2 separate regions of the Mus musculus genome follow, and region 2 is linked to region 1. A link is a contact called in ENCODE POLR2A ChIA-PET data. All regions are on one chromosome and are shown on one strand. Each heading gives the region's core, a stretch centred on a gene start or an enhancer-like site at or near the end of the contact. The rest is flanking DNA. Distances are from core to core; before and after follow the strand shown. Region 1 holds the start of Wdr82 (WD repeat domain containing 82). Region 2 holds the start of Dusp7 (dual specificity phosphatase 7).

What was found. ChIA-PET counts read pairs that join two places held with the same protein, here RNA polymerase II (POLR2A).
Region 2: POLR2A ChIA-PET joins it to region 1 with 15 read pairs in embryonic stem cell. The contact joins the promoter of Dusp7 here to the promoter of Wdr82 in region 1. POLR2A ChIA-PET finds 5 or more read pairs at or near these places in 4 of 5 experiments (Patski and embryonic stem cell).

The regions. Positions count from the first base shown.
Region 1 is chr9:106,168,069-106,173,298 of GRCm38, reverse strand. It overlaps Wdr82 (WD repeat domain containing 82), which reads right to left and starts at 2,370. Exons shown (of 9, transcript NM_029896.1): 1 at 1,920-2,370. The coding sequence starts at 2,080.
Region 2 is chr9:106,366,634-106,371,863 of GRCm38, reverse strand. It overlaps Dusp7 (dual specificity phosphatase 7), which reads right to left and starts at 3,232. Exons shown (of 3, transcript NM_153459.4): 1 at 2,541-3,232; 2 at 729-1,163. The coding sequence starts at 3,066.

The DNA of each region.
Region 1 (5,230 bases), core at 1,121-3,620:
AGCTGAGCCATCTCTCAAGAAATCAGAATTAGGGGTCAAATCCCCTGGAACTAGTTACAGATGGTTACAAGGTGTAGGAGTCCACTTGTTCCTCTCTAAGAGCAAGTGCCTGTAGCCATCTCCAGCCCTTACATTTCCTTTTTGGGACAGCTGTTCAAGCTGCCTTGGATTCGCACCCCCAGCTCCCAAGCGCTGAAATTATAGGCACTGCTGGACACGTTCTTTTTTCAAGAAAGTTCTTTGGAGCATTGTAACTTTCTGTAAGTTTGTAATCATGTAAAAAGGTTACATGCCTGAATAAACATTTTTTTCAGTCTTAGTGTTTTATTCCTTTGAATAGGATATGCATTTCCATTACAGATTTGGGGGGGAGATTCTAAGCTATGTATTGCACCAAACATGTCAGACAAACCAATTTCAAATTACTTGTAGTTCCAAACAGAATCAAATAGTCAGACCAGTGTATGATAATAATCAATACACAAATATGAACATCAATTCAAATAACTATTTGTCCAGTTAGTAATTTTCTCTTCCCCAGGATCACCACTGTAGGAAACTCTCCCACATACAGCAAGCTCAAGTCCAACGACAGTTACGTAATACTTTGTTGGAGCTCCAGCGAGGAAACCCATCAAGGACAATATCATATACAGCTCATTCTACAATAGCTTTACTTTAGATAAACTCAGAGACAAGTTCCAAAAGAAAACTATTATTTGAAAAAAATAATAAACAAAGAGAACAGCTGCAAAAAGGAGAGAAAAAGCCAAGGATTCAAAAACAGGTAACTTTAACATAATGTCGAAAACAGTAGCTATTAAACTAAACACCTCCTGCTTAGGAAGGAAGCTGAAGTTGACAAAGGGAATCAAATTTAGCCTAAACTAGTTTCTGCTACAAAAGAGGTCACTGCTTACTTATCGAGGATTTGAACTTCCAGAGATGAGACAGGCAATGTCTTCCTCACACCCAGGCTATGAAAACGGCAAAGATACACAAGTTCTCCAACTAACATAATTTCCATAACCAGTTCCAGAATTCCAAAACTTTGATAACTATAAGCAAACCACAATCTGGCGGTTATTGTTTTTTGTTTTTTAACTGTTTTGAGTCAGGGTCTCTCTGCTATGAAGTCCAGAACTCAGGGTCTGACTGCCTCTATCGCCCAAATGCTGAGATTACTGGCTAAGCGGCCAAACTTGGGTTTTTTTTGTAATGCAAAAGGAAACACTAAATTGTTCCGGAATGCTTTCTTTGTTTTAAAGAGAGCTCACATTCTGACCAGAATGGGGCGGCCAAGTTCTCAGGAGTCTGGCAAAGAAAAGTTTCCAAGAGTCTGTTTAGTAAGTTAACTGTAAGCCTGGGTATTGGTACTGGGAAAGGACAGCAAGCTCACATGGGCACAATCGATAAATCCTGACAGCTTAAAAACTGCATCCCGCGGGGCTTGATTGCAGAAAAGCCGCGCGGGAAGCTGAGGGGTAGGGGGCGGGCACCGTGCCAGGGCTGAATCCAGGTCACTGCTGTGAAGGCAGAGAGCTGGACGCCACTGATGGACAGAACACAGCTCCTGCCGTTCTGCATCGAGCTCAGAGTCCACCCGCACATTCTGACAGTCGCCAGGGGAGTGGAAAGGGCTATCCGTCCGGCTGCAGGGTGCAGGGACATGGCGTTTAAAGGTCAAGGTCAAGGTGGGGTTTGGCAAGCGGGAAAAGCGCGCTCGGAAGAGAGCAAAGACACATGAACTAAGAACCATCATCATCTTAAAGAGGATCTCCTGCAGCACTGCGGGATGGAGGTGGCCCTGGCAAGAGCGCCTGCACCACATGCCTGGGGTTGGGGGTGGGGGCTCAGTCGGGGACCAGCGACAGAGGGAAGGAGAGGGGCACTTGGAACTCGGCCACTATCACACTCACTTGCCCTCCTGGCAGTCATAGAGCACGATGGAGTCATCATCGCTGCTAGAGATGACCGTCTCGCCATTGGGACTAAAGTCAAAGCAGTTGATCTTGTCTGAGTTCTCGCGGAACACCTTGGCGACGCGGAAGCTCCGGAGCACGCTGTCGGTCAGCTTCATGGCGGCGGCGGCTGCTGCTGCTGAAGGCAGCGGCGGCGCAGGGCCGGGGCGGGGCCGAGAGGCGAGCGATCGGGCGGGCTGCTCAGGGCCAACCCCGGCGGTGCGGGCGCCGCGCTGGAGACGAACCGAAGGACGGCTGACAGTGGGGCTGCCGCGTCCTCTTCCTCAGGCGACGCTCTCTCGCCCGGACGACGGGACCTCGCTGACCGTTCTTCTCCGGAGTCAATTCAGGGCCAACCGGCGCTCCGCCGGCTCATTGTGTCCGCCATCTTGAAGGGAGAAGCAAAATCAGAGGGCGAGGAGCTTGTGTCGCGGCGGACGCCGGGAAAGGGGGCGGGGAGGGAACGGAGGCGCGAGCTGGGGGAGGGGGGGCGGGACGATGACGTCAGCGGGGCGGCCTCCCGTTGCTGAGGCCCCGGAGCTGGAGCCCGCGGTTCTGGGGTGTGAACCTGCGGGCGTGGAGCATCTAAACCCTCTCTCTCGAGGGCAGGACTTGAGGTCGCCTCGGGGCTAGTGCCTTTGTGGGTGCTCTCAAGCCCCGGGGAGACGCTGGTGTCTCTGAGGCCGCAGGACCTGGCGGAGAGGCCTGCTCGTGTGTGGGTGTGAATCAGGTGAACCCATCACCGACTGACTTAACCACTGCACGGCCGAGCCAGGAGGCTTCGATTTGTTAGTTGAGTGATGTACAACATACACTTGCACGAAGTTTTAAGTGGCATTTTCAACTGGGTTTATATTAAACTTCAGAAGCTTGGAACTTCTTTTAAAATTTAATGAGAGTCGAAGCGCATGAAGATCCCTAACTTCTAGTGCGGGAGGAGGGGGAACCTTAGGAAGGGACATTTCACTCACTGGCAGGTGATTGCAAAGGCATGACAACCAGAGTCCCTTATAACCTGGGTTGACAAACGACGAAATGGAACACGAGAAAAAAATGGAGCCTTCTTGAAAAATGTGCGGGGGGGTTGCATCTCAGGTTCTTAGGTTAAAGAAAAAAGGTAGCTAGATAGAACTGGAAGTGGTTGGCTGAGGGAAAACGACAAGATTGTAAGTTTGTACTGCAGTTGTCTCCTGACAAAGGGCAGAGTTCCTGGCTACAATCTGTTCCGGGGTGTGAGGAAGGGAAGGAACCAGTTTGAGTGAAACCTGAATGGATGGCAACTTTCCAAATTGCAAATCTGTTCTAGAAAAACCTTCCACAGGTGGTTGCACTCAATCCCCAGTGATTGCCTTTGAGTTTAGGTGATCCAGGTGATCCAGGCTGCTATGGAGCTTGAGATAGCAAGGACAGATCTGGTGCCATGTGCCCGACTTGCTGTGGGAACTGAAGTTTTCTGAAGAGCATCTACAATAAAGATCCTGCAGACTGGCTGACTACAACATCGCAATTGTGGAGACATCAAATGTAGGCAAAGGATCTGGAACTATTTTAGGCCTCTTTAAAAACTAGTGTGTGTGTGTGTCTGTGAGTGCGTGCACACATGCTTTTACCTTCTGAGCCTTCTAAGGTGGCCTTGCTTTAGACTTTAAATAGCCATTTACTCTAACTTCCAACATTCTCCTAATAAATTTCTCGAGAGACATCATTCAGTTTAGCTTCATTCACCCTAAAGCTAAGATGGCTGTAACATCACCTGAAATCTATAATTTCCCTACTATACAGCTTTGCTGTGTGGCCCATCTACTTGATATTTTCACAAATATAATTGATCAACATACTGAATTTGTTTTGGGGGGGTGCTGTTCTGTGACTACAAATTTGTGTAATTTCTTCTAGGTAGAACCTGTTATTAAGGGTAAATTGACTCCTAATTCCTGGGCAAAGCTGTTCTTTTATATCAGCATTTGGGAAGCAAATATACCCAGGAGATGCCAGTGTATGTGTGTGTGTGTGTTTGGAGGGGTCTGTTTTAACATACAAATTTGACTGTAACAACAGTCTTAATTTACCAAAATGTTCTCTACCAAAAAAAAAAAAAAAAAAAAAAGCCTTGAAAGGTATCTTTCAAAACTATACCCTGGGGCTGGTGAGATGGCTCAGTTGGTAAGAGCACCCAACTGCTCTTCTGAAGGTCCAAAGTTCAAATCCCAGCAACCACATGGTGGCTCACAACCATCCGTAATGAGATCTGACTCCCTCTTCTGGAGTGTCTGAAAACAACTACAGTGTACTTACATATAGTAAAAATAAATAAATGTTTAAAACAAACAAAAAACTATACCCTGTACCTTCTTTAGACTTCACTGTTAAAGCTCCCTCCCAAGATTTAGCATCCTGTTTTTTTTTTTTTTTTTTTTTTAAAGATTTATTTATTTATTGTATGTAAGTACACTGTAGCTGTCTTCAGACACTCCAGAAGAGGGAGTCAGATCTCGTTACAGATGGTTGTTAGCCACCATGTGGTTGCTGGGATTTGAACTCCAGACCTTTGGAAGAGCAGTCGGGTGCTCTTACCCACTGAGCCATCTCACCAGCCCGCATCCTGTTTTTAAAATGGAAAAAAAAAAGTAATTTTTTTCATATTTTTCGATGGTCACTTGGATTCACTTGCTGGTTCGGCTCCCTGATCTGCTATAGTGGGCTTGCCTGGCTTCTAGTCCAGTATTATCACTGCCTTAAAGGATAGACTTTGAAAGTGACCCAAAATGGTTAGCTAGTTCCAGGGCAGAGGGAAAGCTGGAGTTAGGAGTGGACTGTGTCACTTAAAAAAACAAAACAAAACAAAAACCAAGAAAACAAAACAAAACAAAAAAAAAACGCTCCAGGTTTTGTGTGGTGGCTCCCACTTCTCATACTAGGGAGGTGGGAGCCAGCCAGGGCTGTAGAGTGGGCTTTGTTTTTGCTTTTAAAGATGACATAAACAGGATGGATCAGGGGTTAAGAGCCTCAACTGTTCTTCTAGAGGTCCTGAGTTCAATTCCCAGCAACCTCATGGTGACTCACAACCATCTGTAACAGGATCCAATGCCCTCTTCTGGTGTGTCTGAAGACATTGACAGTGTACTCACATACATAAAATAAATACTTTTTTTTTTTTTTTTTTTTAAGGTGAAACAAGCCAAGATCAGCACTGGGTGTAGTAGAATACACACGGAATCCCAGCACTCAGCAACTAGACAGGACTCTCTGGAGAACAATCTATGATCCAT
Region 2 (5,230 bases), core at 1,983-4,482, 200 kb before region 1:
GAGCATAAGGTTTCTGTTTATCCTGAGCCTGTGCCCTTTCCTGGCTGCCTGGTTAAGACCTGAGGCCAGAAAGGATGACCTCCAGGCCAGCTGGCCAAGGAGGGAGCAGAAGGAGGAGCCAGAGTCAGCTGAGGTCGGGGACAGAGACCTTCCTCAAGCTGCCTCCACCTTCTCTATGAGGCAGCTAAGAGCACCTGGATCCCACAGAGACACTGGAGGGCACCCCATGTCCAGAGCACTGTGTCAGGTTAGGGACAGTCTGGTTCCCTGGGCTACCTCCTAGCCCTCTCAGAAGCATAATAAAGCCAAAAGAGGCGTCGTGACAGCCCCATGCTGCAGAGACACATGTGCCGAGGCGTGATGCAGAGCTACTGAGACCCGTGGGAGTCTGTGAGCTGTGATGTTTCAGCTTGCTACGCCTGAAACTACAGCAAAGCCAGAAAAACACAGGTTGGACCATAGAGTCCAATAGGTACTGAGAGCTGGGGGAATCCAGGATTCAGGGGACTGCTCAGGTCCTAACAGGTAGAGGTGCCCGAGGGACTCCGTGAGTCACAGCAAGCACGGGTACACCCACGGGCACATGCCGGCACATGCAGTGCACACACAGGTCTCGACAGGCCCAGAGGTACCCAGTTGGGCAGGGGCGACACCCAGCGTCCCTCACACACCTTGCCTCGCTCACCCACCCACCCACCCACCCCCTCTGCCCAGACAAAGACACCTACCAATGAAGCTGATGGCCTCGGGGAAGAACTGAGAGAGGTTCTGGCTCCAGTGGTCAGAGATGGGGATTTGCTTGTAGGTGAACTCACCACCGTGCTCAAAGGCGTTGGGCAGGTTGGGTGTGACGTTGAGGATGTATTTGATGCCGTATTTGCCAAGTACATCCAGGTTGGTAGAGTCCTTGGCACAGCCGAGGTAGAGGTAGGGCAGGATCTGGACTGGAAAGGCCGGCTGGCTGGATGGTACAGGGCTGCCATCCGACTCAGTGGCACTGCTGGGCAGCTCTCGGTCCGACTCGCCGTCTGAGCAGTCAGAGCTGATGCGCAGGCCCCCCAGGCCCAGCACGGAGGTGGGTGGCGAGCCACTCGGGGAGGACGAGCTGTCCACGTTAGTCTCACAATGCTCGGAGTATTCCGTCTGGAACTTGTTGAAACCACCTGTGGTCAGGGCAAGATTGGGGGTGGTGGGTGGTGGGGTGTCTGGTGAGTCCAAATGGGCCACAAAAGACTATTAACGGTCAGGACTCACACAACATGTCCATGTCAAAGGACAATGTGACCATGCCTAATACATCACACACGGACTCACTCATGTTCTGGCCATCTAAAAAATCACCACTTCACAGTTAAGGGAACTGAGGCTTTGAGTGGGTTCTGTAACTGTTAAAGTATACTGGCCCTATGGCTTGATATAGAGCACCTGAGGTCAAGTACCAGCTCCTTTCTCTTCCATACCTCCCACATACATCAACACACCTGAGTGCTTGCTCAGTAGTGGCCAATGGGCAAAGAAAGGCCAACAAACCCATCGCAGGCCAGCACCTGTAGGTCAGCAAACCCCTATTCCAAAGAGAGAGGAGCCAGAACACCTATGGGCCTGTCAGAGGCAGAGTCCAAGCAACCACACTTGGGGAGGGTGGTGTGAAGTCCCTTTCCCCAGCAAGAGGGGAACCGGGTACTAGCGATTCACCTTCCCTGGACAAGCACCCGACACACTGCATGTGACTCAAAGAGAGGGGCCACGGGGGCTAGACAAGGACAGGAGAGACAAGGAACACCATGAAGCTAGACATGGCCCTGCGGCACCCGAGGGTGCCGCAGGACTCCCCTCCCCTCCCAGCCTGTCTGCTGCCAGCAAGAGGCCATTTTGGAATGTTAATTGGAAACACCGGCTGCAGCCAATAGCTCCCCTCACCCCCTGGCCCGCAGGCAAGCTGCCTGTCTCCCCCTTCCATAAACTCAGGGGCAGCGAACTGAGGCCCATTCCCCATTCCCCAACACACACACACACTCACACCTGGGCCACTGCCCACACATCTGCAGAAGTGCCTCCAAGCCGTGATTCTGATTGATAGGGGCCATAGTGGGATCCCAGAGAAACCATCATAAACGGGCCCATGCACTGGAGGGTGGGTGATACTGAAAAAGGTACCTTCCCGATCCTATCTTCCTAATGACATAAATTCCTGTGGGCCCTGCTCTTTTCTGGGTTCCAGTACCGATCTCTCCCTTCCTCCGAGCTCAACTGGAGCCTGTGCGCTGTTGTCTACCCATCCACAGAGAAAAAAATTAAATAGGAAAGGGAAAGTTTGTTTCAGCCACTGAACGGTGCTGAGAAAGAGAACACAGATCGGGTTCCCTGTGCCTGGCTAAATCCACACCTTAGGGGATGGCTCCCAGAAGGGCGGATTCGGACCAGGGGCGACGTGGCGCCCGGCCTGGCCAAGCGAGTGGAAAGGAAACAGCCTGCAGCGAGGGCGCCAGGGAGCAGAGGCGCAGCCCCAATACCGCCTGGGGTCTAGGTTCTGTCCTCACCTTGGAGGTAGTAGGCCTGGCAGCCGTCGTCTCGCAGCTTCTGCAGGAGCAGGCCGAGAACGGAGGCGGGGGCGCCGGGCTCGGGCTGCCACTCCGCCGTGGCCTCGTCGTAGAGCAGCACGGTGGCCGCCTTGCAGCGCGTGGCGAAGCGCTCCTTGTCGGCATGGTTGGGAATGATGGAGCGGATGGGCAGGTTGCCTTTGCGCAGGCGGCGCAGCATGAGACCCGGGATGGCCAGGTTGATGGCCGTCTCAATGTGCGACGATTCGAAGAGCTCGTGCGGCCGGCAATCTAGCAGCAGCAGGGACGCGCCACCGCGCGCCTCCAGCTCCTCCTGCAGCCACTCGGCGCTCTTGCAGGGCATGGCCCCCGCTCCCGTCGTCGCTCCCGCTCCGATGCCTGCGCCGGACCCAGATCCCGCACCGGGCTCCGACCCCGCCCGAGTGCCCCCAGCCGCCGCCGCCGCCGCCGCCCCCGAAGTCGACATGTGCGCCCGCACTGGGGGCCCGCGGAGCTGGTTTTTCATGGGGATCCCGGGGCCGGGGCCGGGGCCGGGCAACCCAGCCCTGGGACGGCGCCCCGGCCGCGCTGGCCCCAGCCGCGTCTCCGGGCGCCCGCCTCCCGCCGAGCCGCGCGCCCGCCGCCCCGGCCTCCCAGCCTCCGGCCTCAGTCCCGCCCGGCCGGCCCTCCGCGCGTGCCGCGGCCTGACAGCCCCAATTAAACCGCGGCTCCGGCGGCCGCGCGCCCGGGCGTCCTCCGGGAGGCGGGGCCGTGAGGCCGGCGCCTGGGCTTAAAGGCACCGCGCCTCCGCAGCCCCTCCCCCGCAAGCGGCGCGGGAGCGCCCTCGGCCGGCTCCTACGGGCCCGCCTAGCCGGGACCTGGCTACCACCTGCCCAGGGGCGAGCCAAGGCGGCCTCGCAGATCTCTGGCTGAGCGCCTACATCTGTGCCTTGCAGAAAGGCTGCACTGGGACCCCACCTAACATTTACAGAAGCAGAATTTCTTCAGGATTGGGGGCAGGGGGCGGTCACCCAGAGCCAGTCTTCCCTCCTCTTGTCTGTTATCCTCATTCATTCTCTGATAGCGTTCATTCAACAAATGGAAACTGAATTCCTACTACGTGTCGTGCTCTGTGTTAGGCGGTCTTAGTTTCAGATGACCGCATCATCCCAACCCTTGATGGCCATAGGTTCCAGACCTGAGTTGGAGGGTCTGCTGAGGGAATAGGTGACTTGGGTTGGGGGGGGGGTGTTCAAGGACCGCTCTCGCAAATCGCAGGCAGAAGTGGAGGAATTCTGAAAGGACCAACCCTGGGTAAGGGAACGCGAGCTCTTTAAGAAAGCTTTTACAAGTGCGGTGGTGACTGGCCCGGAGTGAAGCGCCACGTGACTTTCCTATTGGGGCGGGTAGGAGGGAGGGAGCGCTCCATAATCAGCTTCCCTTCGCCTACCTCTCTCTCCAGGCACCAATCAAGTTTCGCGGTAGGCGGGCACGCGCTCGGCAGATAGTCAATCGCCGCCGAAAGAGGCTGCGGGGAAAGGAGGCGGGTCCCGCGGCGGGTCCACCCAGCTGGAAGTGGGCGGGGCCTCGTCCAGCGTGCTGTTCGGGCTCTCAGGCGGGTGGGGCTCAGGAGGTACGTGGCTCTGCAGGTAGGGCTCAAACAAAGCGGCAGGACCGACCGCAAGGTTTTGACCAGACCAAGGCGGTCTTTCCTTGGAGGGAGCTGTTCCTCCCAAGCCCCGAGTGCATTCTCTTAACAGGCTGGGGATCCCAACTTGAGGCTTAGTCCCTCACTCCGTCCCGGGCTAGTCATCTCTGAGCCAACTTGACCCTAACCCGGGATTGCGGTGTCAGGGGTGTCCGATCGGGCTACAGTTTCAATCTCCATCTCCCAATTAAATGTTCTCCCCCCTCCCTTTTTTTCTCAGCCGCAGGAGCCCTCTTCTACATTCGCTTAGAGAAAGGCCACAGTAGGGCAGCCAGGGAGGGTCTTGTCAGGAGGGGTTGTAGATATAAAGAGCTGACCCTTTTGTGAGTACTGTCCTGGACACAGCTGGTAGACAGCTTCCAGAGGCCAAGTGTTAAGTCCCAATCTGTCCTGCCAATTGGTGATGTGTGGTATATCCTGAGTACCAGTCTCCCTTCTTGGTTTCAGTTTTGCTAAGCGCTAAGCAGTGGTGACCGGGTTTCCTGTGTACTCTTGGCTGTCCTGGAATTCTCTCTGTAGCCTAGGCTGGCCTGGGTGCCTCTGCCTCCCAAGTGTTAGGATTAAAGGTGTGCACCATCACCTCTCGGCTTCTTTTAAATTTTTTAAAAAGATTGAAGTGTTTTCTCTATTTGAATGTCCATGGATCACAGAGGCCAGAAGAGACGGTAGGATCTCACAGAACTAGGATTACAGATGATTGTGAAGCGCTGTGTGGTGCTGCGAATCAAACCCAGAGAGAGACCTTTCTCTTTAGGAAAGATGGGCTCAGCTGATTTCATGATTTCCTAACATGCTGTTAGGGAGACATCCCCCCCAGAGGGACAAGCCAGAGTCACATTAACAAGAGTCTCCTGCTGTCCTCAGGCAAGGCTGGGTCCCATTGTGTGCAGACATGCTTGCTTCTGAGGGTCTCTGAATGGAAGGTGGGGAGAACTGGCTAGGTTCTGCCCAGTGATGGCTCCATTGAAAGAAGACATCTTTT